Regions from separate parts of the Homo sapiens genome. Here region 1 is linked to region 2. The links are chromatin contacts, found by Hi-C or POLR2A ChIA-PET in ENCODE. All regions are on one chromosome and are shown on one strand. Each heading gives the region's core, a stretch centred on a gene start or an enhancer-like site at or near the end of the contact. The rest is flanking DNA. Distances are from core to core; before and after follow the strand shown. Region 1 holds the start of LINC00303 (long intergenic non-protein coding RNA 303). Region 2 has its middle 12 kb from the start of ERLNC1.

Region 1 (2,757 bases), core at 161-2,660, 88 kb before region 2:
CGCCTGTAATCCCAGCACTTTGGGAGGCCAAGGCGGGCAGATCACGAGGTCAGGAGATCGAGACCATCCTGGCCAACATAGTGAAACCCCATCTCTACTAAAAATACAAAAATTAGCTGGGCGTGGTGGCACGCGCCTGTAATCCCAGCTACCTGGGAGGCGGAGGCAGGAGAATCCCTTGAACCAGGGAGTTGGAGGTTGCAGTGAGCTGAGATCGCGCCACAGCACTCTAGCCTGGCGACAAAGTGAGACTCTGTCTCAAAATAAATAAATAAATAAATAAACCTCTCTTCTTCATAAATTACCCCAATCTCAAGTTTGTTTGTTTGTTTTTTAATAGCAGTGTGAGAATGGACTAATACAGTGTCAGAGAGAGGAACAACTCTACCCCACTGGTGACATATCCACACCAGTGAGAGCTGATGGCCAATGCTTTCATGGAGTCTGTGTATGGAGACTGTAGGGGTGAGTTGATGGCTCTGCTGGCTTGTTCAGTGTTGTTCTGAGTTCTTTTAGTCTCTTCAAGGATATTGCCAACACCTGTAATATTTGTAACATTACAAATATTAAATATTTATATTTATATTTATATTAAATCTTTATAAATAAATATTTAGGGCAGGCATGGTGGCTTACACCTGTAATCCCAGCACCTTGGGAGGCCGAGGCCAGCGGATCACGAGGTCAGGAGTTCGAGACCAGCCTGGCCAATATGGTGAAACCCCGTCTCTACTAAAAATACAAAAATTAGCCAGGTGTGGTGGCGGGCACCTGTAGTCCCAGCTACTCGGGAGGCTGAGGCAAAAGACTCTCTTTAACCTGGGAGGTGGAGGTTGCAGTGAGCCAAGATCGTGGCACTGCACTCCAGCCTGGGCAACAGAGCAAGATTCCATCTCGAAATAATAAATAAATAAATATGTAAATATTTAAAAATACAACATCTGTAATAAATGTACCATGAGCACTGTGGAGAACTCTGGGTACAAGGGATTCCCATGTTCCTTGCCTTACTGGTCAGTGAATTAGGCCTCTCGGGTCTCACTCCATTTTCTTCCTGTGCCTGAAGCACTTGTCTGTTTCAGCTGCCTTCTCTCCCCTGCTCTGGTTCTCTGCCCTCACCCCATACCCAACCCACACAGATGTACCAAGGGGGAACCTGCCATATCCTCTACCCCCACCCCATGCCCACAGACAATCCTGTCCTGAAGGCCATCCCCTGGCTTAATTATTTGCAGACCTTCCTTCTCTTTTGGGTCTCCCAAAGTCCAAGACTTATACATCAACCAGGTGCAAACAAACAAGCAAACAAGCAAAAAACAAGAAATGAAAGTCCAAGACTCTTCAGATAATTAAACCTGGAGGGAGAGGAAGGGCGAGGCCCACCCCCTGGGCTTTTGGAATCGGGCGGAGTGATTAGGTCATAATTGATCTTTATTGTTGCAGCTGAAGATTATTTATCCCACTCCCAGAGGAGCATGTGTCACCCGCCTGCCCCACCCCCAGCTTTCTGAAGCTGAACCGCCTGCACCCAAGTGGAACAGGGGGACTGGGGGTGGTGGCTGGGCTGTTTACTCATTCTCCCTCCTTGGGGGCCTCTGGCAGCTGCCCCTCCCTGACACGTCACATGGATTTTTCTCACTCTTCTCTTCACTGCCACGGGGCATCTCAGCCCTCCTGGGGACCTGGGCCAGGGACCAAAGCCCAGGCCAAAGACAGCGTCCTTAACAGCAGCCTCGGTTCACGAGTTCCTAAGAACTTTCCCAGGCATGCCCTGGAAAGGAAACAGGGGCGGGAGGAATGAGGTTCCCTAAAAATACATTGAGATTTCCCAGTGGAGGGATGAGTGGGAGGTGGAAGACAGGACTGTGAGTTACATGGGACATTCAGCTCCACTCTGTCCCCAAGGTGCAGAGGGGCCTGCTGGAAAAAACCTCCCTGAAAAAGAACGGGAAAGAGAAGAAGTTCTACTACCCACAGATAAATCTCCAAGGGCTGCCCTGGGCCATGTAGATTAATTCTATTATGATTTGTGATAATAATTCGTTTTATTTTTGTAGAGTCCTTTAAAACATTTTTTACTGATTTCATGTTGCTTGTCAGCATGACCTCATTTGTCCTGGTCTATGAGGCAGGGCAGAGATGAGCCCGATTTCATAAACAAGAGAAGTAAGAACGAGCACAGCTAAGGGACTTGCCAAGTCCGAGTCAGAACCCGAGTTCCCTGACTCTCCCCCTTAGATCAGTTATGCAGTTTAACTGTGACAAAATGGGGGTCTCCTCTGGGGGGCTGTGACTTTCACTTGCTGGGTTGAAATCCCCTAGTAGGACTGTCTGGAGACACACAGCCTCCCCTGGTGAGGGGATTCCAGGTCTCCCACCTCTCTTAGGCAGCAGGTCCTTCCTGGGACTGCCACGCCACCTTGCTCTAGAAAGCAGAGCGGTGCCGTCCTCAGAATGACGGACTAACCATGGCCAACACGGCTGCTCACCTGCTGTGTCCCAGATCTGTGCCAAGGATTTACACCAATTATCTCACTTGGTCCTCCAGGAACCCTGGGTAGTGGGCACTCTGACCACTCTTATTTTTCAGGTGAGGCAGTAGGAACAGAGAAGTGAATATGCCCTATGTATTATTCTGTTCTCATGCTGCTAATACCCAAGACTGGGTAATTTATAAAGAAAAAGAAGTTTAATAGACTCACAGTTCCACATGGCTGGGGAAGCTTCACAATCATGGTGGAAGTTGAAAGAGGACAA
Region 2 (2,700 bases), core at 120-2,619:
GATCCTTTTCTTAGAAAAGGGCCCACAAAGGTTTACCCTGAAGCCCATCTGAGGCCCCTACGATGCTAATTAATGAAGCAGGGTCTCTAATGATAATGCTTCAGGGCTCTCTATCCATGACACATGCTTTGAGTGAACACTTCAGACCTAGTTATCCCATTAGGAGAAGTAATAGGCCTGCAAGGGCCGGATGACAGACTGAAACACCTCAAAAATGCATATTAACCAGGCTCTAGAGAGACACATCTTGTAGTGAAAAATTAATCCCATCAGTATAGAGTGGGGACAGCAAAACCGAATGGCAGTAGTTCTTGTGGAAGAGTTGGACTTGGGCTGCATTAATAGAGGCTTGTGTTCACAACAGGGGAGGTGATGGTCCAGTGTACCCCACACAGACCTAGTCCCAGGGGTAGCGTGCCCTTCCTCGCCCCCTCACTAGGGAAGTCTCACAATGGAGGGGCCCTGAAGCAGGCACCCCACATGGAGGAGCACAGGAGGGATCCTGGTGCACATTGTCCTTAGAGGAATAGTCAGAAGGGTCAGGCGTGTTTCCTCTAGAAAAGAAGACAGAGTTGGACAGAAAGGACAAGATTGCTTTCTCCAAAACTGCCAGGTGGGCAAAGTGTAGTATTGCACAAAGTTCATGAGGCAGAACTTGAGCTCCTGGATGAGGTTCAAGACTGTCTTGACATAAAGAACACCTTTTCCACAAAAAAGAGTGAACTTCCCAACTCAAGTCCTCAAGCTCTTGAGTACTGGTGGAGGGATTTCTAGATTGGAGAGGGTAGTGGTGAGAGAGGGTAGGTGTGGTGGTTGATTCTAGGGCCACAAAGTTGGGAGGGTGTGGAATGGAGACTGCCCAAGAATTAAGGGCCCAGCCATTTGGTATGGGGAGCGTCCTGAACGCTGGCTGGCTGTTTTTTCCCCAGCCCGGGTTCTCAGAGCCTCCTCTCCTTCGCCCTCCCCACGCCACGTCTGGAAAAGATGCAGGCAGAGGTGGGAGGAGGAGCTGGCGGCGGCGCCTGCCCCCTGGTGGTCACGATGGAGAGCTGCCCATTGCACCTCCCACTCCCCTCAGCCCTCTGCCCTCCGGCCCTCCGCTCTCCGCCCTCCCCTCTCCGCCCGCCCCTCTCGGCCCCCGGCCTCCTCCACTCCACTGGTGGGTCCAAACCATGTCCTGCCAGTCTCAAGACTCTCCCAGCCTGGCTCATTCCCACCTGTCGGTCCTGAGTTCCTCTTCCCTCCCGCAAGTCCTCTTGTCTTGCCTGCCTTATTCCCTCTGCTGAGACACAGTTGCGGGTCCTGGAGCCCCACCCCTGTCTCATGAGAGGCAGGATGGGGCCAGGTGGTTGGAGAGGCCAGGAGCAGAGTGCTGTGGTCATTACCAGGAAAGCTGGGCTACAAGTTCGTCCCCTCCGTGCGTCTCCGGCAGAGACCGAGGGGCAGAGCCCGTTGGGAAGGTGAATGTGCCCAGGAGTCCTTTAACTAGAGCTCTTTGCTAAGAGTCCTGGAAGGGGCCCGAGGGGGTGGAACCCGGATCACACTGGGAGGCTCCCAGGCCTGGTGCTCAGCCAGGAGGACAGGAGTGCTGGTTAGCCTGGGGTGGCAGTGAAAGGAGCCAAGGTGGAACTCCCAGACTTTGAGGAACAGGGTTGTGTTCCCTGCCACCACACCGGCTCACTCCCCTGGAGGACTGGGGGAAGGAGAATGCTTTCTCAGAGGCGGCAGTGGGATGATGTCTGCTGTTAATTCCTTCCCATACAGATGGTGGTCAGGACCTTAGGGGCACAGGACAATACCCGGGGGGGGGGGGGGGGCTCTGTCCCAGCCATTCCCTACTCACCACTGCAACACTTATCTCCAGCGCAACAGCATCAAGACCCAGGAGGCTGGAAACAAAGCTGGCTTCACAGTGTTAATTCTGCCCTCAATTCCAGAGGTGGCTCAGAGAGGAAGAAGGAGCGGGGACACTGCTATTTAGTCCAGACAGGTAGTGTCTATGATGACCACCTGACCCCACAGGTGACCCCAGGGGGCCCCTACCTGCCCAGCCCTGGCACCATCCCTATGCCTGGGCACCTCTTTCGCTCGTGTCCCCCCACTGTCACCCCCCGAGGCTGCTGCCCATGGAGGGCCTGGCTATGCTGGATCACCATGACCTTGAAAGCTCCAGCTGCAGGTGCCAGCTCCAGTGGTTGCCATGGCACCAGGGTGCTTTTTGCAGGCAAAAGCCAAACAACCAGAGTCCACCTGGCAGGCTGCTGCTGCTGTTGCCTCTGCTGCCCCTAAGGGCACTGGGCACTTACTGGCAGGGGGGCAGTCCTGGAGCAGCTGCTGCCCAGTGCACAGCCTGGGAAGTATAGCCGGAGTGACTGGGCTGCCAAGAGGGGTGCCCCCTTCTCATCTTTGAGTTTCTGCTCTTCCTTCTGGCCTTCTGAAAAAGTGACGGATTGGTTCCAGAAATCACTCCTGCCTGTTCTCAGGCAGAGCAGCCCCTTCCCCACCCCACTGACAGCTGGGAGCCAGACATGACCGAGGAAGGTGTCCTGAGCACTTCTATTTAGAATGTCACTGGTTCATCTCCTGGGTCAACCAAAGTCCTTGTAATCCACAGCCTAGTTCCCCCTAAGCAGTGCTTTACCGGGTTTAACTGGTAGGTTCTACTAAGAGAGTCAAAGGCACAGAAGCTGAGTGAGAGAA

Evidence for each region. Hi-C counts contacts between places; a loop is a spot of excess contacts on that map. ChIA-PET counts read pairs that join two places held with the same protein, here RNA polymerase II (POLR2A). Pooled maps may share reads with other maps.
Region 1: a loop to region 2 is called in a map of left colon, with 2.2 times the contacts of the local background. The contact joins the promoter of LINC00303 here to the enhancer-like site in region 2. A Hi-C loop is called at or near these places in 2 of 168 maps with a recorded cell type or tissue (MCF 10A and left colon) and 2 of 50 pooled maps. POLR2A ChIA-PET finds 5 or more read pairs at or near these places in 3 of 52 experiments (Caco-2, HCT116 and activated T-cell).

Annotation. Positions count from the first base shown.
Region 1 is chr1:204,039,855-204,042,611 of GRCh38, forward strand. It overlaps LINC00303 (long intergenic non-protein coding RNA 303), which reads right to left and starts at 1,411. Exons shown (of 6, transcript NR_027902.2): 1 at 1,238-1,411; 2 at 411-540.
Region 2 is chr1:204,128,187-204,130,886 of GRCh38, forward strand. No RefSeq gene overlaps it. Among named protein-coding and RNA genes, the nearest start is that of ERLNC1, 12 kb to the right of the region's middle. RefSeq lists enhancers at 1,693-2,196, 2,197-2,699. Within about 2 kb of position 1,370, at least 15 of the 41 ENCODE cell types and tissues checked have a DNase peak (open chromatin) inside an H3K27ac peak, as active enhancers do.